2 separate regions of the Homo sapiens genome follow, and region 2 is linked to region 1. A link is a loop called in an ENCODE intact Hi-C map of the cell type or tissue named here. Cell type or tissue: PC-9. All regions are shown on one strand. Links, peaks and the distances in the headings refer to the core of each region. The heading gives the core; the rest is flanking DNA.

What was found. Peaks named below come from ENCODE experiments on the same cell type or tissue, not always from the same donor. Only the 100,000 strongest peaks of a DNase experiment are listed, where the experiment ranks them.
Region 2: it touches region 1 in a loop (10-fold over the local background); 1 of 110 quality-filtered maps calls a loop at or near these places.

Annotation. Positions count from the first base shown.
Region 1 is chr3:172,635,845-172,640,244 of GRCh38, forward strand. It overlaps NCEH1 (neutral cholesterol ester hydrolase 1), which reads right to left. Exons shown (of 5, transcript NM_020792.6): 4 at 72-243. Among named protein-coding and RNA genes, the nearest start is that of LINC02068, 42 kb to the left of the region's middle. In PC-9, for the core only: no CTCF peak of the experiment used is centred there; a DNase peak (open chromatin) is centred at 2,317; H3K27ac peaks cover 392 bases.
Region 2 is chr3:172,720,743-172,725,142 of GRCh38, forward strand. No RefSeq gene overlaps it. Among named protein-coding and RNA genes, the nearest start is that of NCEH1, 12 kb to the left of the region's middle. In PC-9, for the core only: no CTCF peak of the experiment used is centred there; a DNase peak (open chromatin) is centred at 2,089; H3K4me3 peaks cover 1,103 bases; H3K27ac peaks cover 3,202 bases.

The DNA of each region.
Region 1 (4,400 bases), core at 1-4,000:
AGGGTGTGTTGGTCTGCTAGACCTTGTCATGCACCGCTTAACCCACCAGCACCTTAGGACAGTGGTGTTACCTGTTGTCCAAGGGCAGCAGCCAGATTTCCACCAGCACTGTCACCAGAAATGCAAATTCTGCCTGGATCAACCATATACTTCTGTAAGACTTCTGGCTTCAGGAAATACTTTGTGGCCCGTACAACATCATGAATTTGCTCAGGAAAATAAACCTTTGGAACTAGCCTGTATCTGTAAAAACAAAAGTTGTATTCATTTAAGGCCTTCTCCAATTTTGGGGGACATTTAAAGTTTAGATGGAAACTGGTTCTTTTAAATCTGGAAATAGATAAGAAATTAATTCAATGGAATTATTGTATGAAAAAGAAAAAATAATAAAATATAAAAATAAACCATTTTCTTGCAAATCAAATACTTAGTTTAAAATGTGATGATTTTGTATTAGTAATAGTACTATTTTTCTTTAAACTATCAGCCACCAAACCAAACCTACTTACCACCAAGAACAACCAAAATAAAACTAACAAGTAAAAGGCGAATGTTCATTACAAAGACATGGATAGCACCGTAATAGATTTTAGAATTTTATTTCTGGAAGTCAGCATTCCATTCATAATGCCTCTGGGTTACGAGGTGACTTGGCAGGATTAACCACTTCATTGATCTCACATTTAATGAGTCCATCATTTACTTCATATAATAAAACTGTACTTCACTGGAGAGGTCCATATTAGCCTGACATTAAACCCAAGAAATGCATTCAATACCTGGAAGACTGTAACTAAAAGGCCGGTTGTTAACTCACAAAAGGGAAGCTAAGTTTTCCAGACGGCCTAGAGCAGGCCCTCGGGGATACTTCTGGGGCTTCTCCAACTGGCCCCACTTCGCAAGATCAGAGTCCTTTGGAATCCTACTCTGTACACCTAGTAGAATTCATATCCCCTTAAGATTCCCAGAAAGCTCTGGTTTTGTCAAATGCCTCACCCATAGTGTTATCTTACACATCTACATTGGCAATCTTGGTTTAGAGTTCCCTCTCACTCTCTACTCCCCTCTTTTGCTTATTAATTCTCACTCATCCTTTAAGCCTTAACTGGAGGGTTTGGCCTCCTCTGGGCAGCCTTCCTTGGTCATATCTCCACTTGCTTTTGGGCTTGAACTGGCTACCATTCCTTGATATTTCTATGTGCCAGGGTACGTCACTCACTGTTCTTATTGGCTCATATGAAAATTATCATATGTTTTTCCTAAAGATTGTGTTCTCTGATATCAGGAACTGTGTTTTATTCATAACTGTGCTTCCAGTATCTGCCAATGTGAGGGGCACATAATCATCCATCCAATAAATCTTTTTTGAGTATTAACATACCTTCATTTTGCAAACGAAGAAACTAAGGCATACAAAAGTTACTTGATTTGCAAAAACTCAAAAACAGACCAAAATTAGGTAGGATAAAAACTAATTACCTAATTAAAAATTAATAACAGCCAATGAAGACTCAAGACTTTTGATTTCCATCTTATAATTAGCATACTTATTTTCACAAACTAATTTTTTCTAAGCTACTCTAAATAAAGACATTTATTTTCCACAGTCTAAAATCCAGCTAGTTGGGCTGAGAGCGGTGGCTCACACCTGTAATCCCAGCACTTTGGGAGGCTGAGGCAGGTGGATCACTTGAGATCAGGAATTCAAGACCAGCCTGGCCAACATGGTGAAACCCCATCTCTACTAAAAATACAAAAAAAGGGCCAGGTGCGGTGGCTTAGGTCTGTAATCCCAGCACTTTGGGAGGCAGAGGCAGTCAGATCACCTGAGGTCAGGAGTTCGAGACCAGCCTGACCAACATGGTGAAAACCCGTTTCTACTAAAAATACAAAAATTAGCCAGGCACGGTCGTGGGCGCCTGTAATCCCAACTACTCAGGAGGCTGAGGCAGGAAAATCACTTGAACCCAGGAGGCGGAGGTTGCAGTGAGCCGAGATGGTGCCACTGCACTCCAGCCTGGGTGACAGAGCAAGACTCCATCTCAAAAAAAAAATAGCCGGGCATGGTGGTATGCACCTGTAATCCCAGCTAGTTGGGAGGCTGAGGCCTGAGAATCACTTGAACCCAGGAAGTGGAAGTTGCAGTGAGCTGAGATCGAAAGAACAAGACCTGGGCGAAAGAGCAAGACCCTGTCTCAAAATAAAATCCTGCTAGGTAATTAAACATCTTGACATTCATTGTAGATAAAATCAAATGGACAAATGTTTGTGAAATACGTTGACAAGTAGTGAATGTGGATCTGGTCATTCCGGAATTACCACATTTTGAAACTAAATGCAATAAAAAAACTCCCTTAGTGGAGGCGGAGCTTGCAGTGAGCTGAGATCGCGCCACTGCACTCCAGCCTGGGCGACAGAACGAGACTCTGTCCAAAAAAAAAAAAAAAAAAAAAAAAAAAAAAATCCCTTAGCGTTTGCCATATAGCAGATAAAATAAATTTTCTAATTTCTTATTTTTCCATCTGGGGTGGTCAATTAATCATGCAAAATGCTTTTTTTTTCCAGTTGATTTTTCACTATGTATGAAAGCTGCTGCTATATAATCTATATAATTCCATTTGAGCAAAAAAGTAGAATTACGCAGTTTTGTCCACTAGATGACATCATTTCATATGAGTCTATTTACCCCTAGTTCTTGGGGTGGGGGGTGGGTCTCAATTTTTAATCTTCAGTATTACCAAGCTGAACTTTTAATTTTAATAAAAACAAATGTACTTCATGACTCAAGTTGTGAAAACAAAGGTTATTTCATTTCAGCAATATCCCACATATCACAATAAACTGTTTTCCTGGTTGCCCAGATGGTCAGAACATATCCACTAGCATCCATATGTCAAATAAGTTGAGTTTTTAGATGTTATTTCAGAAAAGGTCTGAGAGACTTTGATCAAAGGCAATTGGTAACCTAAAAAAAACATGCTACTGCTCAATCTTCTCAATTAATAATTGGCTTATATAATAGGATAAACATGCTTAAAAACAAACAGGTTATGATGCAAGAGTGTTCCTGGTGCCATAAAGATCCATGGCCTAACCCCTCCCCTCATCTGTTTTCATGCTGGAAACATTCTTCAGTTTTACTCAATAAAAATGGACACTTTTGGCCAGGCACGGTGGCTCACCAGCACCAGGCATGGTGTAATTCCAGCACCTGGGGAGGCCAAGGTGCGCGGATCACGAGGTCAGGAGATCGAGACCATCCTGGCCAACATGGTGAAACCCCATCTCTCCTAAAAATACAAAAATTGCTGGGTGTGGTGGCATGTGCTTGTAATCCCAGCTACTCGGGAGGCTGAGGCAGGAGAATCGCTTGAACCAGGGAGTTGGAGGTTGCAGTGAGCCGAGATCACGCCACTGCACTCCAGACTGGTGACAGAGTGAGGCTCCGTCTCAAAAAAAAAAAAAAAAAATGGAGACTTTGTAGACTGAAGAATATCCTGAAAGTAGATATTTATTAGGTTACCTGGCATAAGATGAACTTTCAAAGTAGCTTGAAATTCACCTAAGAAGTATATCAAAATTTTGTAATATCTAGACACAGAAAGCCAAGAATCAGGAGGAAATTCATGGGTGGTACAGCCAAATAAAGCATACATAAATATATCTGCTCTCTGCTGCTGGTGCTCAAAGCTATGTCCCTGCAAAGTAGTGAAAGAGGGTTCTGACATTCAATATTTAAAAACTGCAGATCTTAAAGCACCTGATACGTAAATATCAAAGATGTTATATCATATTAATATTATGGATGCATATATATTCCTCAATTTGCCCAACTCACTTCAGGGAGAGGATGACTCTGCAATGACAAGTGGATTACCTAGCTTTATCACTGCATGTAACTCCCATCAGAAGAACAAAATTTGGTGTAAATTCAGGCATGAGGTTTAATCAAATTAATGTGTACAGTCTATCAAAATGACCATATTCCTGCTGGGTGAGGTACCTTGCCAAATGTTCTACAGACGTATGTCACTCAAATCTCAAGCAAACTTCTGGGTTTAAGGATGAGAATGTGAGGTTGAAGGAAAATGTGTAACTTGTCTGTAACAGCTAGAAGTGGCAGAACTGGGATCTGAACTCACAACTGACTTCAAACCTATGCCCCCAAGCCCCGAATGACACCAATGTGCTAAGAGGGTTGAAATGCGCAATTCTTCCTCAAAATAACCTAACCTGGAAGCCATATGCACAACCTTCTGCTGTGGAAGGGACGCCAAGTTCTCTTCATATAGTACTACTTAGGTGAAAGATACATGCGGCATTCTGGAATAAAATTATACTCCTATCAGATTCAGCAGGAGAGAGGATAAGCCTCACTCCTTTTCCAGCTTTTTTACTTT
Region 2 (4,400 bases), core at 315-4,314, 85 kb after region 1:
TATAGTGGCAAATGGGGGCAATGAGAGAATGTCCTTCTGCTGTGTTTCCAAAATCCATCTACAAAGGAGAAAGAAAGAGATATACAAGTAGTTAAAGGAAAAACAGTGTACCCTATTCCTTTAAAAGCCAGGGTAAGTTTAAAACATATAATTGATAGTTGAGGGTCTTCTCTGTGACTCTATAACTCTCCAATACTACCTTGTTGTCAGTGTAAACAAGGGTGTAGCCCGAAAGCACTGAGACCACTGACCACCACTAGCCTTCCTATCAAAAAATCCCTAACCCAGTAACCCGTGAATGGTCCAAATGCATTCCATCGGTAGCAGCAACTGCTTCGCTAACAGAAGAAAGTGGAAAAATAACCTTTAGAGGAAACCTCATTGTGAGCACACCTCACCAGTCCAGGGCTATCCTAAGAAAAAAAAGCAAAAAGGTAGCTTACTAACTAAAAAATCTTAAAGTATGGGGCTATTCTGTTAGAAAAAGGTGATTTAATATTAACCACTGAAAATTCCCTTAACCCAGCAGGTTTCTTAATGAGGGATTTAAATCTTAATTACCATACAAAGGTCTGAGCAGACCTAGGAGGAACTCCCTTCAGGACAGGAGGATAGATGGCTCCTCCTGGGTGATTGAGGGGATAAAACCACAGCAGGTATTCAGTAATTGATAGGGAGACTCTTGTAGAAACAGAGTTAGAAAAATCGCCTAATAATTGGTCTGCTCAAATGTGCGAGCTGTTTGCAGTCAGCCAAGCCTTGAAGTACTTACAGAATAAAAAAAACTCTATCTTAATCCTGACACAAAAGGTTACCTACACCCTCTCTGAAACAAATTTTCATAAGAATTGTTTATGGGAGTGCATCTTGAAGGAGCAGCTGGGTTGTTATGAAATACTCAGGAACCCAGCCCAGCTCTAGAACTCGCCCCTGAGCTCAAAGGCAATGTTGGGCATGCTGGTAAAGGACCACTAGAATCCAGCAGCGTAGACTCCTTTCTTTGTGGTCAAGAAAGGTGGGAAAACAGATGCAGGACCAGTACATTGGTCAGTGTAACGAGTCCGATAAACAGAAGTCCATGGGTGGTTATGCACCCTGGAAAGGAATAAGCATTAGGACCATAGACGACACTCTAGGACTAATGCTTATCAGAAAATGACTAGGGGTGCTGGCATCCCTATGTTCTTTTTTCAGATGGGAAATGTTCCCCCACAAGGCAAAAACGCCCCTAAGATGTATTCTGGAGAATTTGGCCTAGTCAGAGTGTATGCAACTTTTTACCTCTCAGATTTGAAACAAATTAAAATAGACCTAGGTAAATTCTCAGATAACCCTGATGGCTGTATTGATGTTTTACAAGGGTTAGGACAATCCTTTGATCTGACATGGAGAGATATAATGTTACTGCTAGATCAGACACTAACCCCAAATGAGAGAAGTACCGTCATAACTGCAGCCCGAGAGTTTGGTGATCTCTGGTATCTCAGTCAGGTCAATGATAGGATGACAACAGAGGAAAGAGAACAATTCCCCACAGGCCAGCAGGCAGTTCCTAGGCTAGACCCTCACTGGGATGCAGAATCAGAACACGGAGATTGGTGCCACAGACATTTGCTAACTTGTGTGCTAGAAGGACTAAGGAAAACTAGGCAGAAGCCTATAAATTATTCAATGATGTCCACTATAACACAAGGAAAGAAGAAAATCCTACTGCCTTTCTGGAGAGACTAAGGGAGTCATTGAGGAAACATATCTCTCTGTCACATGACTCTATTGAAGGCCAACTAATCTTACAGGATAAATTTATCACTCAGTCAGCTGCAGATACTAGAAAAAACTTCAAAAGTCCACCTTAGGCCTGGAGCAAAACTTAGAAACCCTATTGAACTTGGCAACCTTGGTTTTTTATAATAGAGATCAGGAGGAGCAGGTGGAACAGGACAAACAGGATTAAAAAAAAAAGGGGGCCACCACTTTAGTCATGGCCCTCAGGCAAGCGGACTTTGGAGGCTCTGGGAAAGGGAAAGGCTGGGCAAATCGAATGCCTAATAGGGCTTGCTTCCAGTGTGGTCTATAAGGACACTTTAAAAAAGATTGTCCGAATAGAAATAAGCCGCCCCCTTGTCCATGCCCCTTATGTCAAGGGAATCACTGGAAGTCCCACTGCCCCAGGGGACGAAGGTCCTCTGAGTCAGAAGCCACTAACCAGACGATCCAGCAGCAGGACTGAGGGTGCCCGGGGCAAGCGCCAGCCCATGCCCTCACCCTCAGAGAGCCCCAGGTATGCTTGACCATTGAGGGCCAGGAAGTTAACTGTCTCCTGGACACTGGCGCAGCCTTCTCAGTCTTACTCTCCTGTCTCGGACAACTGTCTTCCAGATCTGTCACTATCTAAGGGGTCCTAGGACAGGCAGTCACTAGATACCTCTCCCAACCACTAAGTTGTGACTGGGGAACTTTACTCTTTTCACATGCCTTTCTAATTATGCCTGAAAGCCCCACTCCTTTGTTAGGGAGAGATATCCTGGCAAAAGCAGGGGCCATTATACACTAGAATTAGGAGAAGGAAAAAGGATAAATATATATACAGACTCTAAGTATACTTACCTAGTCCTCCATGCCCACACAGCAATATGGAGAGAAAGGGAATTCCTAACTTCTGAGGGAACACCTATCAAACATCAGGAAGCCATTAGGCCCCAAAATTCTCCTTGCCTCTGAATCTACTTCCTCCGATCCCTGCCTAAAGATAATTTTATGGGGAAGAGGATTAGTTTGTGTCTTTCGGGTGACACTCAGGTGCCTTTGTGGGTGCCCACCAAACATCTGAAGATCTATCATGAACCATGGCATCTAGTGGACCCACCTGTACAGTGTGAATTGAAGGTTTGAAAAGCCTCGATTTGCTTTCCCTGTGCCTTTTGTTAGAAGGGGCCTGTTTCTCATTATCAGTGGCCTCTCGGCTACAGCCACAAAAGTTTTTGCTTCTGTTTCAGTAGATTTACTAATGTGGGGGTGGGGGTATGCTTGTGTTTTTGCAGGAGATGAACAAACCGTGTGGATGCCCTCAAGATGTGTACAACTATAGAACAGGAGATGGGTACGACCATAGAACAGGAGATGGGAGGGTCCAACCATGGACCGGGTTCCGCCAGTATGAGCCATGAGCCAGTTGAATCTGAATGCAAAGAACAAGGACCGACTGGAGTCACAATGCTTAACGGACCAATGCTTTCTGACTCAGCTCCTCTCTACCCTGAATAAAGAGACCCTAATAGTTAGGCAGGAGTATCATCACCCCTGTTCAGCATGAAGAAGTTACAGAAGATGGACGTTCATCCTTCTGCAACCCCTAGGATTAAGGGTCCTCTTGTAAAAGGGAAAGGGGAGGTATGTGGGAAGCATTCAAACCAGAGTGACTCCAGTTTGAAAAAGGGCTAAGAAAAATGAAGCTGGATCACCAACTGGCAATTAAGGAGTGCACAGCCTACAATTGCCTTGCTCAGTTAAAAAAGGCCACCTTTTATGCTAGTAATAATGATAGCAATAGTGATACCTTCTCTTTTACAAAGAAGAGAAGGGGGACATGTTGGGAAAAAGCTGAGTATTGGGAAGAAAGCTGAGGCAGTGCTTGCATGTCTGACATAATGTCCTCTGGAATGTGTCTAGACTTGCTGGCTTCTTGCTTCTAGCCCTCCTAGGCTCCTAAATAGATTGTATTCCCATCATCTCAAGTACCAGAACATGTTCCTTATAAATGCTAAACCATCACAGCTATAGATCAGGCACCTGCCCTTTTGACCGCCACATTCTCACCACCTGTTTCTTTGTTGGATTACCAATAAATAGTGTGGGCTCCCAGAGCTTGGGGCCTTTGCAGCCTCCCCAATCGCGATGGCCCCTGGTTCCACTTTACTTCTCAAACTGTCTTTTTCTCAACCCTTTGACTCTGCCAGACTTCGTCACCCCCACGACCTGGTGTTGGGTCTGATCACCCCAACGACCTATATTTTGTGCTACCCTCTTATCTCATTCTGTGACTAAGAATGCCTAACCTCCTGGGAAGGCAGCCCAGTAGGTCTGAGCCTTATTTTTCTCAGTCCTTATTCAAGATGGAGTTGCTCTGGTTCGAATGCCTCTGACACTTAGAGCTTTGTTGTTGAAAACTGAATTATATACTGTACTTTTTCTTTTCTCTTATTGAAAAATCATCCTACTTTGTTGATTATTTTCTGTAACGTCTTGAGGTAATTTAAAATTCCACCTGTCTCCATCAGAGAGACAGGGACTCTTGTCCTTTTTATTCACTGCTATACCATGGGTGTCTAGAATATTGCCTGCACATGGTAGGTGCTTAAATAATATTTTGAATAAGTTAATACTATGAAGCATTGGTAAAT